Linked DNA regions of Homo sapiens: all the other regions are linked to region 3. The links are chromatin loops, found by intact Hi-C in ENCODE. Cell type or tissue: mammary epithelial cell. All regions are shown on one strand. Each heading gives the region's core, and the rest is flanking DNA. Links, peaks and the distances in the headings are about the cores only. Region 1 has its middle 130 kb from the start of COX10-DT. Region 2 has its middle 14 kb from the start of ELAC2. Region 3 has its middle 31 kb from the start of LINC02093.

The links. Peaks named below come from ENCODE experiments on the same cell type or tissue, not always from the same donor. Only the 100,000 strongest peaks of a DNase experiment are listed, where the experiment ranks them.
Region 1: it touches region 3 in a loop (4-fold over the local background); 2 of 110 quality-filtered maps call a loop at or near these places.
Region 2: it touches region 3 in a loop (7-fold over the local background); 6 of 110 quality-filtered maps call a loop at or near these places.

Annotation. Positions count from the first base shown.
Region 1 is chr17:13,933,078-13,942,489 of GRCh38, reverse strand. No RefSeq gene overlaps it. Among named protein-coding and RNA genes, the nearest start is that of COX10-DT, 130 kb to the left of the region's middle. In mammary epithelial cell, for the core only: no CTCF peak of the experiment used is centred there; no DNase peak of the experiment used is centred there.
Region 2 is chr17:13,029,143-13,034,142 of GRCh38, reverse strand. No RefSeq gene overlaps it. Among named protein-coding and RNA genes, the nearest start is that of ELAC2, 14 kb to the right of the region's middle. In mammary epithelial cell, for the core only: CTCF peaks have their summits at 2,156 (motif pointing right) and 3,531 (motif pointing left); no DNase peak of the experiment used is centred there.
Region 3 is chr17:13,335,079-13,340,078 of GRCh38, reverse strand. No RefSeq gene overlaps it. Among named protein-coding and RNA genes, the nearest start is that of LINC02093, 31 kb to the right of the region's middle. In mammary epithelial cell, for the core only: a CTCF peak has its summit at 2,095 (motif pointing left); no DNase peak of the experiment used is centred there; H3K27ac peaks cover 518 bases.

The DNA of each region.
Region 1 (9,412 bases), core at 4,413-9,412, 600 kb before region 3:
CTTCTAGAAACAAATTGTATATTGAGTCCTGAGATATTCTCTAACAGAAAGAAAAACACAAGCTTGATTTATTTTCGGTTTGGCTGTCCTTCTATTCTTAGCTAAAGTTCAGGGTGAAGGAAAAGATTTAATTAGAGGAGTCATTAATTAGAGTGTTCGTTTTCCTATAGGGATAAAGTGGGTATGTGTGGAGCAATTCTGTCACATAGATCATTATCTGGAAAGGTCAGACATGAAGAAATATTGATTTCAGGAGTTTAGGATGATTACCCTACAACACTGTATGGAAAAAGTCACTGTGATGTGTGTATGACCAAATGAAATAATGTACTTGAAAATGGCATGTAATAAAATATAGAACATTGCGCTAAAAAAAGTGGTTGTGTTATCACGAGTAAAAATGAAGACAGAAAAATGTGTTTTAAAGAATGAAAAACACGCTGCAGGGACTTCCCACAATGAGTTTAGACCAGGGGTTGGCAAACTACAGCCAGTTCAAATCCTGCCTGCTGCTGGCTTTTGTAAATAAAGTTTTATTGGAACACAGCCATGATCACTTGCTTACCTATTATCTATGACTGCTTTCATGCTACAATGGCAGAGTTGAGTAGTTGCAGAGATCATATTTTTTTTTTTGTTTTGCAGAGTCTGAAACCTTTGCTACTGGTCCTTTATAGACAAAGCTTGCCAACTCCTGATGTAGACCTATGAGAGTGTTAGGTCTTGTTTTAGACATCAAGAATAAAAAGTGTCAAGAGTCAGGAAAGTTTGGACAAAGGTATAGAATTGAGAAGTGGTAGGATTCAGCGTGTATTTTGAAGATTCATGCTAAAAAAATTGCTGGTAGGTTGGATGAGGGTTATGAGGGGAAGAGAAGATGAGGTAGAAGGCTAGAAGGATTTGTTTTCAGGTCACAACCTTTCTGACCCAAACAGGATCTGGTCCAGGCAAGATAAAGTGGAAAAACCAGCAGGAACCAGCAGATGGCTACAGAAGTAAGCCCTAGCTGCCCTCATTACTCATTGGCATAAGACACTCCCACCAGTGCCATGACAGATTACAAATGCCATGGCAACAACCCGGAAGTGACCACACCATTCCAAGGCAATGACCTGGAAGTTACTGTCCCTTTCCTAGAAAGTTCTAAATAATCCGCCCCTCAATTTGCATTGACTCACCTCTTAATTTGCATGTAATTGAAAGTGAGTTTTTGTGAGTATAAATACAGTTGTCAAGAGCCCATATTTGCCGACTTTGGGTGTAGTGCCTGTGAGTTAGCCCTGCTCCACAGGGAGCAAAAAAGGCAGGAGAAGTTAAGGAAGGGTCACAGTGCAAAGCAGGACACCTCAACTTCTTGGACTCTTGAAAGACCCTTGACATGCCCCATTTTGAACTTCATCCAAATGGCTGCTGAATGGTTTTTAGATAGGAATTACATTTGAGCTGATGTGTCCCTAGTGGTGACAGAGAATAACATTAATGGATGGGGATGGTTCTGAGTGAATATGAGGAGCTTATTTTATGAGAGAAAAACACAAGACTTTAGTAGTTTAACAGACATCACCTATTCACAGGAACTTAGTTCAGAATAGAATTTTGAATTGAAGGTAGAGGTTCTAATATGGTCCCACAAGGAACATTTTTTTTTTTTTCCTGGCTGAAGGAACTTCAGTTTCTGAAGTACAAACTGTTCTGATAATATCTAGAAGAACTTTCATAAGATATGCGCCAAACATTACAGATTGTACCCACATTCCTTATCTACTCCTTCCTTTATTATTTTACTCAGAGATATGGGCATCTGGGTTACAGATCACATTTCCCAGCCTCCCTTGCAGTTAGAAGTGACCATGTGACTAAATTCTAGCCAATAGGATACAGTGGAAGTGATCTGCAACTTCTGAAGAGAGTCTCTCAAGGTATGATCCCTACCTCTTTTTGTAGCTTTCTCCCTCCTGTTGGACAGAATAGATGTTTAATAATTTGCTCTGGCAGCCATCTTGAACAGAGAGGTCATCTTGGAATAGAAGCCATGAATGGTGGAGCAACAAAAATTTAGGAGCCAGTGACTCTGATATGCTAGAGCACTATGCCAGCTCTGGGCAGACTACTTCCGTATTTTCATTGTCCTGAAATCAATATTGCTTTGAAGCTGAACTAATTTTACTTAATATATTATATACTCTGAAATGGAAAATGTTGATTATTTTGATCTAGTGCTGCAGCTTAAGTGATTTTTCCCGTTACCTAATTTGTGGACTCTGTGGTCATAGGAAGATCCTTCTTTCACTTGTAATTTTAGTAATGGGCCTGTTTTCTTTTATTTTCTTCTTTGTCAGCCTTCCAGAGGTATCAGTCTTTTTAAAGAAACAGATTTCGGTTTTACTGATTTTGTCTAATTTTTGAAATTTCAATTTTTAATTCCTTTCTTCAGTGTATGCTGTGCCTGTTTTGTTCTCCCCCCTCCCCAGTGTTTCTTAAGGAAGACCTTTTGATGATAGATATGAGAATTTTCTTCTTTTCACATATTTAATTCTATAAGTGTTCCTCTAAACACTGCATTAGCTGCATCCTGTAAATTTTGAATTGTTATCCTGTTCAAAATCTTTTCTATTTTTTTGGAACTTTCTCTACATTGCATTGATTATTTTGAAGTATGTTGTTTAACTTTCAAGTATTTGAATATTTTCCCTTTACATTTCTGTTATTCATTTCTAGTTGAAGTCCATTATAATCAGAGAACATACTTTACATAATTTAGTTCTGTTAAATTTGTTAAGGTTTGTTTTATAATGAATCCAGATGTTGTCCATATTGGAGAATGTTTCATGTGCTCTTGAGATGAATGTGTATTTAGCTGTTGTTGAGTAGAAATGTTTTATAAATGTCAATTAGATACAGTTAGTTAATGGTGTTGTTCAGTTCTTCTATAGTGTCAATGAGTTTTTTATCTACCAGTTCTATCAATTATTTAAAAGAGGAGTGCTGATATTGAGATGGGAAAAGTACCCTTATTCCCCTCTCAGGGCATGTGATAGAAGTGTGGCTCCCTTCTTTGGAGCCCCACTGCTCAAACCTCTAGAGGGAGCATGCAGACAGGCAGGTTGTGGGGCTCCAACCCCATGGCAGCGACTAGGGGTGAATGTTTACAGCTCCTGAAGCCCCAGTGGATGTTTGTTACAGTATGCTCTTTTAGTTTTGCCTCAGGTGGCTTGTGTTAATCAGCCCAATTAGACCCTCTGCCTTATTGCAAAGATAGAGGGCTTTTTGTATCCTGAGGTTCTTGCCTTGGTGTACTGGAAAAAACAAATCACACTTGGGCTTGGAGAATGAGTGCAAGGTTTTATTGAATGGTGGAAGTAGCTCTCAGCAGATGGATGGGGAGCCAGAAAGGGGATGGAGTGGGAAGGCGGTTTTCCCCTGGGGGCTGCTGAGCAGCCAGACTCTCCTCCAACCACCGCCAACCAAATTCCACGTTGTCCCGCCATAGATGCCCTACTGGTGTCTACTGGTGTGTTCTTCTGCCAGTGTGTTTCTCTCGACATCCAGCTGCTTTGTGTGCATGCCTGCTAGGGTCTCAGAGTTTTTATAGGCACAGGGTCAGGGCGTGGCAGGCCAGGTTGGTCTTGGAAAATACAACATTTGGGCATGAAAACAGGAGTGCCTGTCCTCACCTAGGTCTATGGGAACAGACCTGAGGGTGGAGCCCTCCCTAGGGACCCTGTCTTTCTCTACTCAGCCCTTCCCTGTCCCACTCCTGTATCGATATTCTCAGCTATATGATGGACTTATTTATTTCTTCTTTCATTTCTGTCGGTTTTTGCTTCATATATTTTGAATATCTTTTGTTACATGCATGTATATTTAGGATTATGTAATATCATTCTTTTTCCCTGGTAATTTTCTTTGCTCTAATGTATGCATAGACTAATGTAACCACTACAGCTTCCTTTTATTTAGTGTTTGCATAGTATAACTTTTTCTACATGTTCGTTTTTAACTTGCCTGTATGATTATATTTAGACTGAGTGTCTTTAGACAGCATAAAGTTGGTTCATGGTAAAGATCATTTCTGTCTTTTATTTGGTATAGTTAATGCACTTATATTTAAAGAAAATATTGGTATATTTGCATTTCAGTCTACCATTTAATTCTGTTTCCTCTTCTTTTTATTTTCATAGCTTTGCTCTATATTCCTGCTTTATTTTGGGTTATTTAAATACTTTTAGTATTCTATTTTATCCATTGTATTTTTGATAATATCTGTTGGTATAATTTTTTAATGATCGCTACAGTGATTACAATATACATATATATTTTTCTCAGTTTATTTAAAATACATGTTTTCCCACTTCAAATTAAATATAGAAACCTTGTCGCCATTAAATTCCCATCATTTTCTCCTCTTATCTTGTGGGTGTCTTATTTATCACATCTGCATATATTGAAAACCCAGCAATGTTACAATTTCAAGTTTCAGATATCAATTATATTTTAAAGAATTTAAGGGGATGATAGTCTACTATATTTATGCAGATATTTACCATTTATTTTGCTCTTCCTTTATTTCTGATATTCCAAGTGGATTTCTGGTATTATTTTCTTTCTTTTGGAAGAATTACTTTTATAAAGAAGCAGATCTGCTGAAAATGCATTCTCTTAGTTTTTCTTCACTGAGGCTATCTTTGTTTTAGCTTCAGTGTTGAAGAATATTTTTACTGGGTATAGACCTCTGGGAGTTCTGTAACTCTGAGGGTCAAGAAAATTCTTTCAATATGTTTTGCTGAGGAAATTATCTCTGTATTTTTACCTCGACATAATACCTTTCATATGCTTGAAGATCCTTGTTTTTAATTATCTTTTTCTCATATTGCCAAAATTTTTAGCATCTGCTGCCACTCCTTTCCAGGTAATATGATAAAATCATTAGACAGAACCTGGCTGTGTGGATAAGTTTCTGTGAGAACTCAGTAAATATTTGGCTTTAATTTTCCTGTCTATAAAATAAAAAAGATAACATTATATATATGACTGGTTTGACAGTAATATCTTTCAGGACTTTGAAAATATTAACTTTATTATGGTCTCCTTTTTTTTCCCTCTTTCTTTCCTTCTTTTGTTTTGTTTTGTTTTGTTTTGTTCTTTAGAGACGGGCTCTTACTTTGTTGCCCAGGCTGGAGTGCAGTGGCACAATCACAGAGGACCGCAGCCTTGAATTCCTGGGCTCAAGAAATGCTCCTGCCTCAGCCTCCTGAGTAGCTGGGACCACAGGGACATACTACCATGCCTGGCTAATTTTTAAAATTCTTTGTAGAGACAGAGTCTCACTGTCTTGGACTTCTGGGCTTAAGCAGTCTTCCCACCTTGGCCTCTGAAGATGTTGGGATGACAGGCATGAGCCAGTCTAGCCATTTGAATCATTGTATTATGTTAATATTTATGTTTCACTTTGTTTTCATTTTTATTTGGCTGTTTTCAAAAATTTTTGTTGTGTATTTAGTTTTCAGCCACTTTTAAAGGATGTATTTGGGTGTGGACTTTTTGGATTTTTTTTTTTTTTTTTAGATGGAGTCTCACTCTGTCACCCAGGCTGGAGTGCAATGGCATGATCTCAGCTCACTGCAATGTCTGCCTCCTGGGTTCAAGCGATTCATGATTCTCCCACCTCAGCCTCCTGAGTAGCTGGGATTACAGGCACCTGCCATCAGGCATAGCTAATTTTTGTATTTTTGTAGAGACGGGGTTTCACCATGTTGGCCAGGCTGGTCTTGAACTCCTGAACTCAGATGATCCACTCGCCTTGGCCTCCCAAAGTGCTAGGATTACAGGTGTGAGCCACTGTGCCCAGCCTTTGGATTTATTCTTTCTGGGACTTGTTGAGCTTCTTAAATCTACAAGATTATATCTTTTGCCAAATTAAAGAAGTTTTCACTATTATTTATTTATTTATTTTTCTGCATTGTATTCTTTCCCTTCTCTCTGGGATGCTTATGACACAAATGCTAAACCTTTTCCTACTATCTTATAGTTCTCTGAGTCTCTGTTCATTTTTGAATTTTTTTTCCCTCTCTATTGAGGACTGGATAATTTCTATTTATCTATTTTCAAGTTGACTGGCTCTTTCCAATGTCATTTTATTCTGCTATGCATCCTTTTCAGTAAGTTTAAAATTTTTATTAGTAGTATTTTTCAGTTTAAAACTTCCATTTGATTATTCTGTGTGTCTTCTATGGTTTTACTGATACCTTCTATCTTTTCATTTATTTCAAGGGTATTACTCTTACTTCTTAGAGCATTTTTATGATGGCTGCTTTATAGTCTTCATAAGATAACTCCAATATCTGTATTATCTCATCATTCACTTCTGTTGACTGTCATTTTCCATCTGAACTGAGAATTTTCTAAATTTTTATATGCATTTCTGTTGTGTTTTAATTATATTGAATATTATCATATGAGACTTTGGGACTTAAGTAAATCTTACGACGAATATCAATATATTTACTTTAAAAGGCAGTCAACCATCTGAGTTCAGGTTGAAGGTCTCATCAGCCTTCTATGGATGGTGTTTTAGTGCTGGCTACATTTTCAATGCCTTCACAGTGCTATTTGGATCTGTCACATGTGGGCTCCACCCTATGGCCAGTTGGGGACTTGGATGGTAGTATATCCTGAATTATAGTTCCCAAAGCCTTTGGTTTTCTGTTTAGTGTCAGATTCACACATACACAATTTGTAGGTGAGCTTGGGAATTCATAAACACCTGTATGAAGTCCAGTTCTCTTTCCTGAGTTCCTTCCTCTTTGAGATTATCCTTATACTTTCAGGCTTCCTGAGGCTCTCTCTTTTTGGTTCTATGATCAGCAAGATGGGGTTTCATGTGCCTTGCTCTACTATATACTTTCTGTAACATGCCTGAAAAACTGCAGAAGAGCAGAGAGAGGAAGAAAATAATAGGGAAAGATCTCCACCCCTTTGGACCCACTACTCCTCTGATAAGAAAGAAAGGTTCAGAATTTTAGGCTTCCATGGGTCCTCTCTTCCATTACTGTTGCTACCACTACAGGCACTGGGGACTGGGATGAGGAGAATTAAAAAAATCAGAAATTAATGAACAAAAAATTTAAAAATGGGAGATTTTCCCCCACTCTCCCTGAATATTAGGATACTTCATTCCTGCTTCTTGATACAGAACTAGAGGGATTCTCCTAGAGCTCTCTCTGTCTGCATGGATCCCTGTTGGTTTCAAGCTTCCTTGATTCCATATTGGAGATACCATAAGAGAAAAGATGGTAAATCCGTTCACATTCCCAGTTCAATGGCACATCACACTCTAATCCTTTTTCCTAGTTTACCTGCTACTAGTTATTTTTCACAGGCTCTGAATAACTACTTCATGCATTTGGTTCGGGACTTACAGCTGCACATAGTGAGAAAGTCAGTGTGACAGTGCTTGGTCCATATTTCCTGAAACTGGAGCCATCTCTAGATTTTAATCACCAGCGAGCCCCTTTCCTCCACCAGTTACAACTCTTAAGTTGAGCATAATTTGCAGTTCATTCCACCTGTAATATATTATCACAAAAATGCAGTGGGGGGCTAGAGGCTGCATTGAGGAGTAAGATAAATTTCAGATGCAAAGCAGACAATTGTCATGAACTTCTCGTAACTGAGGGGTTATATATAGGGTATAGGAAGGTAGAAATTATTCGCTACATATAAGATAGCTTTGTTAGGAATTAACTCATCCTCCCCCGTTGTTTTTTCTCAGGATGCTTCATTTAGAACAGTCTTAATGTTCATTTTGACCATCATTTATGTACATAAAGTTGTCACGTATTTGAGATACTTGTTGGGAGAATTTGGGGAGTATTGCATCCTGATTCCATTCAGGACCCAGTTCTTCTGGGAATAACCCTGATTTTTATTTTACTTTTTCTTTCCTTTTCTGTTTTTCACTATCACTTTTTCAGATACCCGGCACATTTATTCTCTTCCTTATTTTATGGACAGAAAAATAAAGGCCAAAGATTCACTCGGTTCTCTCAGAAAATTATTCACAAAGCCAGGTTCTGTCCAGTGATTTTTATCATATTACTTGGAGAGAAGTGGTGGCAGATGCTGAAAATTTTGGCTTCTTATTTCCATTGAGATAACATCCCAAACTTATCCTAACCATCCATTCATCCAAAGTAGGGATAGGTGGGATAGGAGTTGGTGGGATATTGAAACCAACAGACTGGTGCAGAACAGACTCAATGAAACTGGCAGAGACTGGTGCAGAAGGGACCCAATGAACCTAAGAGCCAAGGATTTCCATCCCGGAGAGATTCTGTTTAATTTAATAAAAAGCCAAGTTAAAATAGATAATCGGGCAAACATTCGATCTGGTTATTTCTGGCCCTGCCTCTGGCTTACCCTGTCTCTATGGTTTAGTGTGTGCATGTGTGTCTGAGTGTGTCATAAACCCTTGAAATAGGTTGCAAACAAGCTTATTACAAAGCAGGCTCCTATCTCCACTTCTACCTTTTGCTATTCCCCACCCAACTCCCCTCCCAACACATTCTATACTCTAACCTTTCTGAGCTACTTGCATTTCCCCAGATGGGCTGTGTGTTCCAGTTTTTTTCCGCAATCTTTTGCACATGCTGTTCATGCTGTTTACTCTCCTGTCCCTCCTTCACCTGGCTAACTCTAAACATTGCTCAATTCCTCAAATATTTTCATACCCTCTGGAAATCATTCCCTGGCACTTCGCACCTATCTCAACAAGAGTTACATTTAATAAACAGAATTGACTAGCTCATAAAGAGGAAGTCCATCATAGGACAGCCGTCAGTGTTGTTTGAAGCATTCTGAACATTCTTCTCTCATCACATGGAATGGCAGTTTTTAGTAACTTAACATGACTCTGTTTTAACTTGAAATTATATCACAGGCTTCCAGTCCCTTATATTAAGAAGCAGATATGGGCCGAGTGCAGTGGCTCACACCTGTAATCCAAGCACTTTGGGAGGCCGAGGTGGGCAGATCACCTGTGGTCAGGAGTTCGAGACCAGCCTGGCTAACCTGGTGAAACCCCGTTTCTACTAAAAATAGAAAAAAATTAGCTGGGTGTGATGACACGTGCCTGTAATCCCAGCTACTCGGGAGGCTGAGGCAGGAGAATCACTTGAACCTGGGAGGCAGAGGTTGCAATGAGCAGAGATTGTGCCATTGCACTCCAGCTTGGGCAACGAGATTGAACCTCCATCTCAAAAAAAGAAAAAAAGAAGCAGATATTATCTTTATCTTTCCTGTGCAGAGTGACTTACTATACATGTTGAAGTGCTCTGATGGAAGGAACAGAAACCTCTGAAAGGAAGCCGTCAAAGTAGGAACTGCCAACAAAAATGTGTTATATGAGTCTACA
Region 2 (5,000 bases), core at 1-5,000, 310 kb after region 3:
AGGACTTCCACAGGCCCAGACTCTGCAGGCCAAATACCCTACTCAGGTTCCCACAAAGCTCTGGCCACCCCGAGTGCTGTGCTAGAAGCTTGGAACCTTCCCAGCTTCCATGGAGAGAGGGATGGGAAGCCTGGATCCCCATTATTCTTGGGGCCTCACACTATGCAAATGAGACCTCCCAGAGCACACTGACATTTGTTGGCACATTTAGTGCCCTTGGCAAGGAAGGCATCTAGCATGCAATGAGGGCTGAATTGCTCTTGGATGATGATTTTCTCTATGTCAAGGTGATTTTCTCTATGTCAAGGTGATTTTCTCAGCAGAAGGCTATGAGCTTTCTCCAGGAAAGCAGACATGGCAGGTGGACAAAGATTACCTGGAAATAGAATTTAAAGGTTCTGATGTGTCTTTTTAACAGATTTCAGAAATTCCTAGAGTTGGAAGGGGTCTTAGTCATTCCTTAGACAAACTTCAGGTGCATCATACAAGGGTACTAAGGGGACATGGGCTATGTCCCTCAGAACCAATTCACGCAACCACCACCAAGATACTCCTCTGAGCAAATTCTAATGCAGTGACACCAGTGTGGAGGGAGACAGCCATTAAGCATCTCTGCTACTTGCAGGCTGATTCCAATCGACTGAATGAAATACGATTAACACCTTGAACTTTCTGGAGTCCAGATCCAAAGACCTTGAGTGCTCCTTGCAACTTTAAGAATATATGATATATTCTTAATGTATATATGATTATATTGCCCTTAGATACTGCCTATCCTTGTTACGGCGCCATCACACTCCTCAGCCTCCCATTCTCCAGAAGCCAGCTCACTGTCTTTTGGCTTCTAAGCAGCAAATCATTAAGTCAAAGGTCCAAAAGGAAGAGTTGTTGCCCAGAATCTTTAAAATATTTTTGACAAAGCAAAGGATGGGATTAGGAGTTAGGCAGCATCCAGAAATAAAACACAGTGCATTTTTTGTTTGTTTGTTTTTGCTTTGTGCTTGAAAGCAAGATTCCCAACTATGAGTTCCAGCATCAGGGCAGAATGCGTGAGACCTGTTCTCTAAGTGCTGTTACTCGCCACCAGGAGTCCGCACTGTGTGGTCTAATCACCTGGGAACTTGCTAGAAAGGCAATTTGTGGGGTCCCACTCCACTCCTACTGAATCGGAAACGTTGGGGGTGGGACCCAGCAATCTGCACTTTTTTTTTTAGATGGACTCTGTCGCCCAGACTGGAGTGCAGTGGCATGATCTCAGCTCACTGCAACCTCTGCCTCCTGGGTTCAAGTGATTCTCCTGTCTCAGCCTCCCGAGTAGCTGGGATTACAGGTACCCGCTACCATGCCCAGCTAATTTTTGTATTTTTAGTAGAGACAAAGTTTCACCATGTTGGCCAGGCTGGTCTGGAACTCCTGATGTCATGATCCACCCACCTTGACCTCCCAAAGTGCTGGGATTACAGGCATGAGCCACCGAGCCCAGCCACAATCTGCATTTTAACAAGCATTGGGGTACTCATTCAGTTTGAGAAACCCATTTTTCAGCCTTGCCTTTCCCCTTCCTGAGTTATAGGCCCTTTGAGAATCTGACTCAGGCTAGCAGCTCTCTCCAAGAAAAATGCACAAGCAAACACTTTTGCACACAATTTCTAGGGGGCTCAAAGACCACCATGAATTCAGCCCATTCAGAAAAAAGCCCTAAGGCTCTGGAGACCCTGGCTGAGAAGGCCCACTCTCACGATGGAATCATATATCCTTAATGTTGCAAGGAGCACTCAGAGTCTCCGGATCTGGACTCCAGACAGGTCAAGCTGGTAATCATATTTCATTCAATCGGTTGGAATCAGCCTGCAAGTTCACACCAGCAAAGCAGGTGCTCAAGCCCGTCACTGTCATCACCCCCCACGTCCCAAACAGCCTTCTCAACATCATCCCCATCCGCCCCAACTTCGATTTCACTGATTTCCGGAAAAGAAAGGCGAAAACCGCCATCAGGGTGGCACCCTAAACGTTTCATAACAATTTTTTTTTTTTTTTTTTTTTTTTTTTTTTTTTGGAAATCAAAAGCCAAATTTAAGAAGGGAGCAAGGAAGGAAGTTGGTTCCGGCTGCTGTTACAGAAAAACAGAGTGAAGGAACCCACATCCACCACTAGGTGGCGGACATGGACGCAAAGGCGCCATTAGGCCAGAGATCCCCAAGGGCCTAAATTTGCCTTCATGCCTAAGCTTTTTGGCCCATAAAGTGTTAGTAAATATTTTCAGGAAATTTCACATAAAATCTAGTTCTCAGCCTCCATTGCAAAACAGTCCCGAGATCTGACACTGTCTGAGCCTGCGTTTTACAGAGCCACTGTTGCCTGGCTCAAGACGGAGCACCACCCCCTCAGATGGAGCACAGAGACTTAGCTTGCTCTGATCCTCTGGATCACCCATCTTACCTTCCTGGCCACTGCAGGCCGTAGACTTTGCCACTCCAATAGCCCAGAGCCACTTAAGACATCTGCAGGTGAGGGATATGGGTGGTTTCTAGACAAAGATTGACTCAGAGCAGCAAAGTGAAAAGCAAGAGCTGCCTGCATGTATTTTTCTGCTCTAACATTTCCCCCTTGACTCTTGACTCTTTGCCCCTTCCCTCCTTGGTTTTATGGTATGCATCCTTGTTTCATCACTCACCCCCAAGCCTGGGTGAGGTACCTCTTCTGCGTGCCCCACACCACGCGATTGCTTCCCTAGCATAGGGCTTACCACGTGCCCAGTTTTTTTACTGTCTCTCCCATTGGTTTGTAAATTCTGTGAGGGCAGAAACCAAGATGATCTTGTCCACTATTGAAATGTTTAGCCCAGTACCTGGCTCTTCAACGGAATTCAATAAGAAAGAAAAGAAAAAAGGAAAAAAGAAAGGAAGGAGGAAGGAGTGGAGGGGAGAAGGGAGGGAAGGAGTGGGGTAGGAACAGAAGGAAGGAAGGAGGGAAGGGAAGGGAGGAAGACATTGCCAATCGAGCATAGCATTCTTGCTCTTGAGCCTGGACCCTGAGGCCTTCTCAAAACAATACTCCAAGCAGCTACCTCAGTCTGAGTTGGCACAGGAGATGCAAAATACTTTCTGCCTGATAGCCTGGGAAGAAGCTGTTTGGGAAGGGATTCCAGTAAGGAAATGACTGCCCTGCTTAAACCTTGGACCGGAGTGTGTCAGGGGAGATGGGCAAATCCGTGTTGTTCTGGCAGGAACCAAACCCAACAGAAAAGAGAAAGGAAGGAGAGGCAGCTATTCAGCAAACAGAACATAGGCTGTCACGAAAAGACTTGGTTAACTTCAGGCTATAGGCCACAGGGGTGCAGTTGACTGAGGGATTTTACGGATGTATCTAAGTAACGTATCTTAGAGAAGCTTTCTGAGAACAAAGCCCCATGCTGGTAGGAACCCTTCCCGCTCTTGGGCATCTCAACTGCAAACCAGATGGAGAGGTGGATTGGGGCACTCTTCACACATCTTAGCCCATGGAGGAAAAACATGAGTGTACACTGCCCCCTAGTGTTCATTGTTGGTAACACGATGAGGCTCGGGAAATCATAAAAACCATAAATGTCTAATGAACAGATGCAAGAGAAGATAAAAACTACATTGATTTTATTTTAGCTTTTTTCAGTTAACTGAAACACACACTCACACGCTTATGTATAAAACATTGAGAAAAAGCCATAGCCAAGGAGGAGAGTCAAATCTTTAAAGATCCCAAACCAGATACTGCTGGCCAAGAACGAATGGATGAATTGGGAATTCAATTCAGGCCCCTTGGATACCATCCAGATGTTCAAGCAGCTGGTCACACCAAGTCCCTTCCAGTCAATTACTTTTCTTGATGTTTCTAATCAACAGCATTATATATGTGATGCTATAAACTTTTATATTTAATATTAGCTCATAACTCAGGATCCCAAACCAGATGTTTTGGGTGAGAAAGAAATTGATGACTTATCAGGAGATTGAACCCAGGCCACTGGCTGCTCTCCAGGCATTCTACCAGCTGAGCTGCAAAGCAGGGTGGTTGCTACCAGCTCCCTTTAGTTATGAGGAGAGAGAGAGAGGAGTGGGTAGAATATGAACATAAAGCCGTATTCCAGAAAAGCTTCCATGAATTCTTTTTCTCTTATAAAACAGGAGCCTGTAGCATTGTCTTGAGTCAGTAATGGTCAGGTATATTCAAAGCTTTGAGCTCGTCTCCCTTCCTTTATGACATTATAGAGGCGCAGGGAAGCAGTGACGGAAGGGAAAAGAAAAGTAAAATACATGGCCAGGAAAAGGAGATGCGCTGACATGATCGATTGTCACCAATGAGGTGGGGTAATGTCTTTAAAAATATTAACCAACTTTTTCTTCCAGGAAAAGTCCCCCTGTGCCCTTCCCTCACCAAAGAGCTAGGCCCACTCTCTGGAGGAATTAGGCAGAAGAGAGAGCTGAGAACAAAGAAGTCTTCCAGGATTTGGTTTCAAAAGCCTAAGCCCCTGGGGACATGGAGAGGACAAAAGCTTCAAGCTAAGGAAGGAGAAGAGAAACTCCTGCTCGTTATCTCTCTTGAAAAACATTTCCCAATCTGTGGAGCAGGGATCGGAAAGATTGGTGGGTCCCAGAGACATGGGCCTTGTGTCCAGCCAACTTCCTGAGTTAGAGGCCTGAGGAGGTAGCTGACCCCAGGCAGGGAAAGCTGTGCATGGTGTCTGCCAGATGGAGCCAGAGTAATTCCAAACAAGATAAACCATGAAAAGCACCTAGCAGGATGCCTGGCACACAGTAAGTGCTCAGTAAATTGCAGCTGTTACTGCTTTTATGAGGGTACTCAGTTTTCCAGTGCCTTAAAAATCACCAAAGCCAAGTTCACCATGGCAGGCGGAGGTACGCTTCCTCAGCAACGGACAGCCAGCATCCACCACTCTTGTTCTTTCCACCCCTACCCCTCCTTCCGACATCAGACGAGACCACTTTTAACTCAGTTTCTTAGAA
Region 3 (5,000 bases), core at 1-5,000:
GGGTGATCATCCTTGTACAGATGTTTTTATATACATCTAATCAGTTCCTAAATGTGACATTCCTCGGTGAAAAGATATGCACATTTTAATGTATTTGAAATGCACTGCCAAATTGCCCTGCAGAAATGATGTTCCAATTTACATATCCACCACTGGAATATGAGAGTGTCCATTTTTTTTCTGTAACCTGCCTAACACTTGTGTAATTATTCATTTTAGTAATTTCCAAATTGAGACAAAAACAGTATTTAATTGTAATTTTCATTTTTTTGGCTACTAGTGTAGTTTACAATGTTTAGATTTGTTTATTTGCCATTTGTATTTTTTCATTGGGAATTTGATTGTTCATGTCTTTGTTGTTCATTTCTACTGTGGCGTTTTGGCTTTTCTTTTTTTATAGAGTTCTAAGACTTCGATATATTGTGGATAATTGTATCTTTTCATTAATCTCTTAAAAATATTTTCTTGTTGATAATTTTAGTTATCTTTCTCTGGTTTTCAGAAAAAACAGTTTGGTTAATATGTAAATACTTTTTAAGTGCTTAAAAATTTTTCTTACCCTATCATTGTGCAAATGTTCAAATCAGCACTTTTAGTTTTCTTATATATTTATGTTTCATCATTTTCTCTCTGTAATCCACCTGGATTTTATTTTGCAATATTGTATGTGGTAGGGAATTAAATTTGTTATTTTTAAAATAGTAAACAATTTATTGAATTAATCTGTTTTTTTATTGAAAAATTTGCAGTGCTACCCTACTAAATACTAATTCACATGTATATCTAAGAATACTTACTTTTCTCTTTGAGTAGTTAGTGCCTTTTGTGATTACTTTAGGTTGATGATAAATTATAAACAAAGTATTTAACAATGGAATTGCCTCTCATCCTTATTTTCTTGGATCTTTTCTTCTATTGATTTTTCACATGAACTTCCAAAAAAAATTGTGAAATTTGAAAAAAAATTCTGAAGCAATATTTGTTGGATTATCATTAAAACTATAAGCTAACTAAAGGTAGAATTGATATATCTACAATATTCTTCCCATCCAAAAGAGGATAATCTTTCATTTTTTAAAGTGTCTTTTTGCCACTCAGGAGAGTAATTGCTGTATGGTAATATACATTGCTTTTCAGTATACTTGAATATTGTAATATAATATATTTTTGTTATAATTTAATTGATAATTGCTGCATATAGGAAGTTGATTTTTGTAGAATTATTTTAAAAATTTTAATGATTTTGTACAATTTATTTATAACTGACCCACTAACACTATTTTCTTATCCCAACCTTCTGTTTTTTTAGAAGAAAGAAATTATGATTTACACACAATGATGATTTTGTCTCTCCTTTTCTATAATACCTTTTCTATTTCCCTTGACTTGCTGCATTATCGAAAACAGCCAGAGGAAAATTTTGCTGCATTATCTAAAATATCCAGAGGAAAATTTTAAATTATGACAGTAAGCATATTTTTCTTCCTCCTCATTTTAACAGAAATATTTATGATATTTCACCATTAAATATATTTTGATATATATTTTTGAGGTAGTCTGAAGTAGTCATGTTAAGAAAGTATCCTTCTAATCTTAGTTCTAAGTGTTTTCAGTTCTATTGGACTCATACATAAATAACTTAATCCAAGATAAAGGAAACAGCATGAGCTCAAAGTCAAGTACAATGTCACTAAAACTAGAGTTGTCAGACATCCTGTCCGTAATGGATTATCCTATATTTCAAAAACAATTGTGTCAGGATGTATAATCATTCTGCATTTGATCTAGATCTGACACTACCGATGACATCTGTTAGTCTCTAACTTTCTCCTGGCCAGTAACAATACGCCCCACATTCACTGAAAATAAAATACGGCAGTCATAATAAAAAGCAAATTTTGTAAACAAAATTTCCCAATAGTGGGCTGAGTTTATTCAGATCAAGTTCTGGGTCCTACTCTCAGTTTTTAAATCCTATAATCAGCAAAATGCGCGTGCAGTTTTGGACTTCGATGTGAGAAGTAAATAGCAATTTAGGTTGTTAGGTTTCGAAGTAATTGACTCTGGAGAAGACCCGAGCATATCTCCGGAGCCATCTAGTGGCTGCAGAATGCATCGGAAAAAAAAATAATAACCCTGGTTTGGTCTTCAAGTTCAGAATAAAAATGAACGGGGACATCATTTGAACCCTCCTTCCCAAATCAACACAGTCTAGGACTTTGTACACAATGGGAGTGCACTTACTTTTGACTACGAAGGATTTGACTAATGAATAGAAAAATACTCAGATTCATGCTGAGGTCTACGCAGCTTAGAGATATGTTTCTATTACCTGGTAAAAACAACCATTGATTAAAAAAAGACAATGTAAGCAAGGGAATAGCAGGCATAAGTCACCAACGTGATAAAGAAAAACTTTAAAAGATGAGTAGCTACTGTGTATGTGTTTTAGACTTCAATGGTGGTTACTAAAAGGAAAGAATTTTAGTCAGGAAAAAATGCATTTCTAATACAGGTGTGATTCGTGGCTCTTAAAGTAACCCACTAGATTTTGACAGTGATAAAATTACTGAAGCTATCTTCCGTGTTTTCCTTAAATTCCTACTTCTGTCTACATAAAAACACAAGACCAATAAACAATCAAACAAAAAGAATTACCCTGGATCGTAGCTGGGTGTGCTTAAGAACAAAGATAAAGCAAATTGATAGCTTTCGAATGTTAATAGGGTTTGTCACCTCCCAGAGTGTGTAAATTGAAGACATCTGTCTGGTCTAAAATAAATTCCAGAAATCCCAAACTAATTGCTTCATATACACAATGCAGAACCTCAGAATTCCATGCAAAAATAAACCTTCATTTGGAAAATAAACTTCATGAAATTACGATAAAAGGGGACCTGTCAATGAGCCAGCGCTTAATACAGAAGGATTATTTTGAAATAAACTTTTCAGAGCTCATTAGAATCGGAAAGAACTGTGAAAATAGATATGTCTCCCCAAGTCCTTAGGTATGTGATGGCGTTTAAAGAAGTTAGATGAAACTAATACACATTTACATCAGAAGTCTTTGTTGATTTTTTGGAAATTATATGCATTTATAACATACAATAAAAGAAAATAACATGGTTTTTCTTTTCTGCCCTCTGGAAAAGAAAAATGCAGCAAAACCATTCCCACAAAAAGTCCTGTTGAATCATATCCCAGGATCTCACATCTCAGAAGAACAGTTCTTCCTTTTGTCTGTTCATTCCAAAAGGGAGTTATTGTTGTTTAAAGGCTACTTAAAATATCCTACAAATGGACAAGCGTTGGCAAAGTCTTTTCTAGGAACTATATTAATTTCTCACGAATATTTTATATGGTATTTTTAGACCTGAGAAAGGGCGAGTAGGCTCATTCAGTGTTGCTCTAATTCAGATAATTATAAGACCGCTACACAGGCAGAACTCTTAGCTGCAAGCGAAAGAGATTAAAGTTGCACGAGCTTAGGCAAAATGGAAACTGAATTGATGTGTATAGCTAAGTTGCAGGAAGAGTGGGATCCTGGTATCTTCGAGATGGCTGAATGGCGGGTTGCAATGATACTAGGACTCTCTCTGAGCATCAGTGGACTCTGCTTCAGGCTGAACAGTGGCTTTCTTCTTTCCTGTCACATGGCTTTCCCTTCAACACTAGAGCAAAGTTTTCAGCCATTTTTGCTCTTACATATTCCTAGCTTTACCATCAGAGAAGGAAAAGATGCCACTCAATGTAGTTAAATAAATCTCCATAAAAGACTCATTGGTTTAGCTGAGTTTTCTGCCTTTTCCCCTAGACAATCACCGTGGCTGTAGAGGGAAAGTTCATGCAGAAGCTGGCAGTCACCCCATTCTGACCACATGTTAGAGCAAGGTGCAGGGGTAGGGGTGGGTGCAGGTGGTGGGGATAAGGTGTCAACGCTGCAAAAGAAGCAGGTAAAGAGGTGGCTACTCCCAGCAGAAGGAAGAGATGTTGGACTTTTTTTTTTTTTTTTTTTTTGAGATGGAGTCTCACTCTGTCACCCAGGCTGGAGTGCAGTGGCGCGATCTAGGCTCACTGCAACCTCCGCCTCCCAGGCTCAAGCGATTCTCCTGCCTCAGCCTCCCAAGTAACTGGGACTACAGGCGCGCATCACCAGTGCTTGGCTATTTTTTGTATTTTTAGTAGAAACGGGGTTTCACCATATTGGCCAGGCTGGTCTTGAACTCCTGACCTCAAATGATCCACATACCTCAGCCTCCCAAAGTGCTGGGATTACAGGCATGAGATATCACGTCCGGGTGAGATGCTGGACATTTAAACCACCACTTTCCAGCCCAAGCACCAAGCAGCAGCAGCAAAACAGCAGAATGGAGGCTGACATGACAACAAAATAGGGTCAACTGATTCACTAAGTTTTCCCTGATTGGGAAGGGTCTAGCGAGGCAGGCGGGAGTTGCCATCTTATACCTCAGGCAGAAGGAGTAACATCTCTGCACTTAGGGAAAATGATCTGAGTGAACCAGCAACTTTTCTAAGAGGCTTGGCTTTCCAGCTCATCATTTGTTCCAGAATCCTACTTTGGATACCAAAAGCTGAATGTTTTCATTCTCTTTACATTCTTTTGTTTGTTTGTTTGTTTTGTTTGTTTATTTGTTTGTTTGTTTTGAGACAGAGTTTCGCTCTTGTTGCCCAGGCTGGAGTGCAACGGTGCGTATCTCAGCCCACTGCAACCTCCGCCTCCCGGGTTCAAGCGATTCTTCTGCCTCAGCCTCCAAAGTAGCTGGGATTATAGGTGCCTGCCACCATGACCAGCTAATTTTTTTGTATTTTTAGTAGAGACAGGGTTTCACTATGTTGGCCAGGCTGGTCTGGAACTCCTGACCTCAGGTGATCCACCCGCCTAGGCCTTCCAAAGTGCTGGTGTGAGCCACTGCGCCCAGCCTCTTCACATTCTTTCAGAAGTAATCACCTACACCCCACTCCTAAGGTAGTTATTTAAG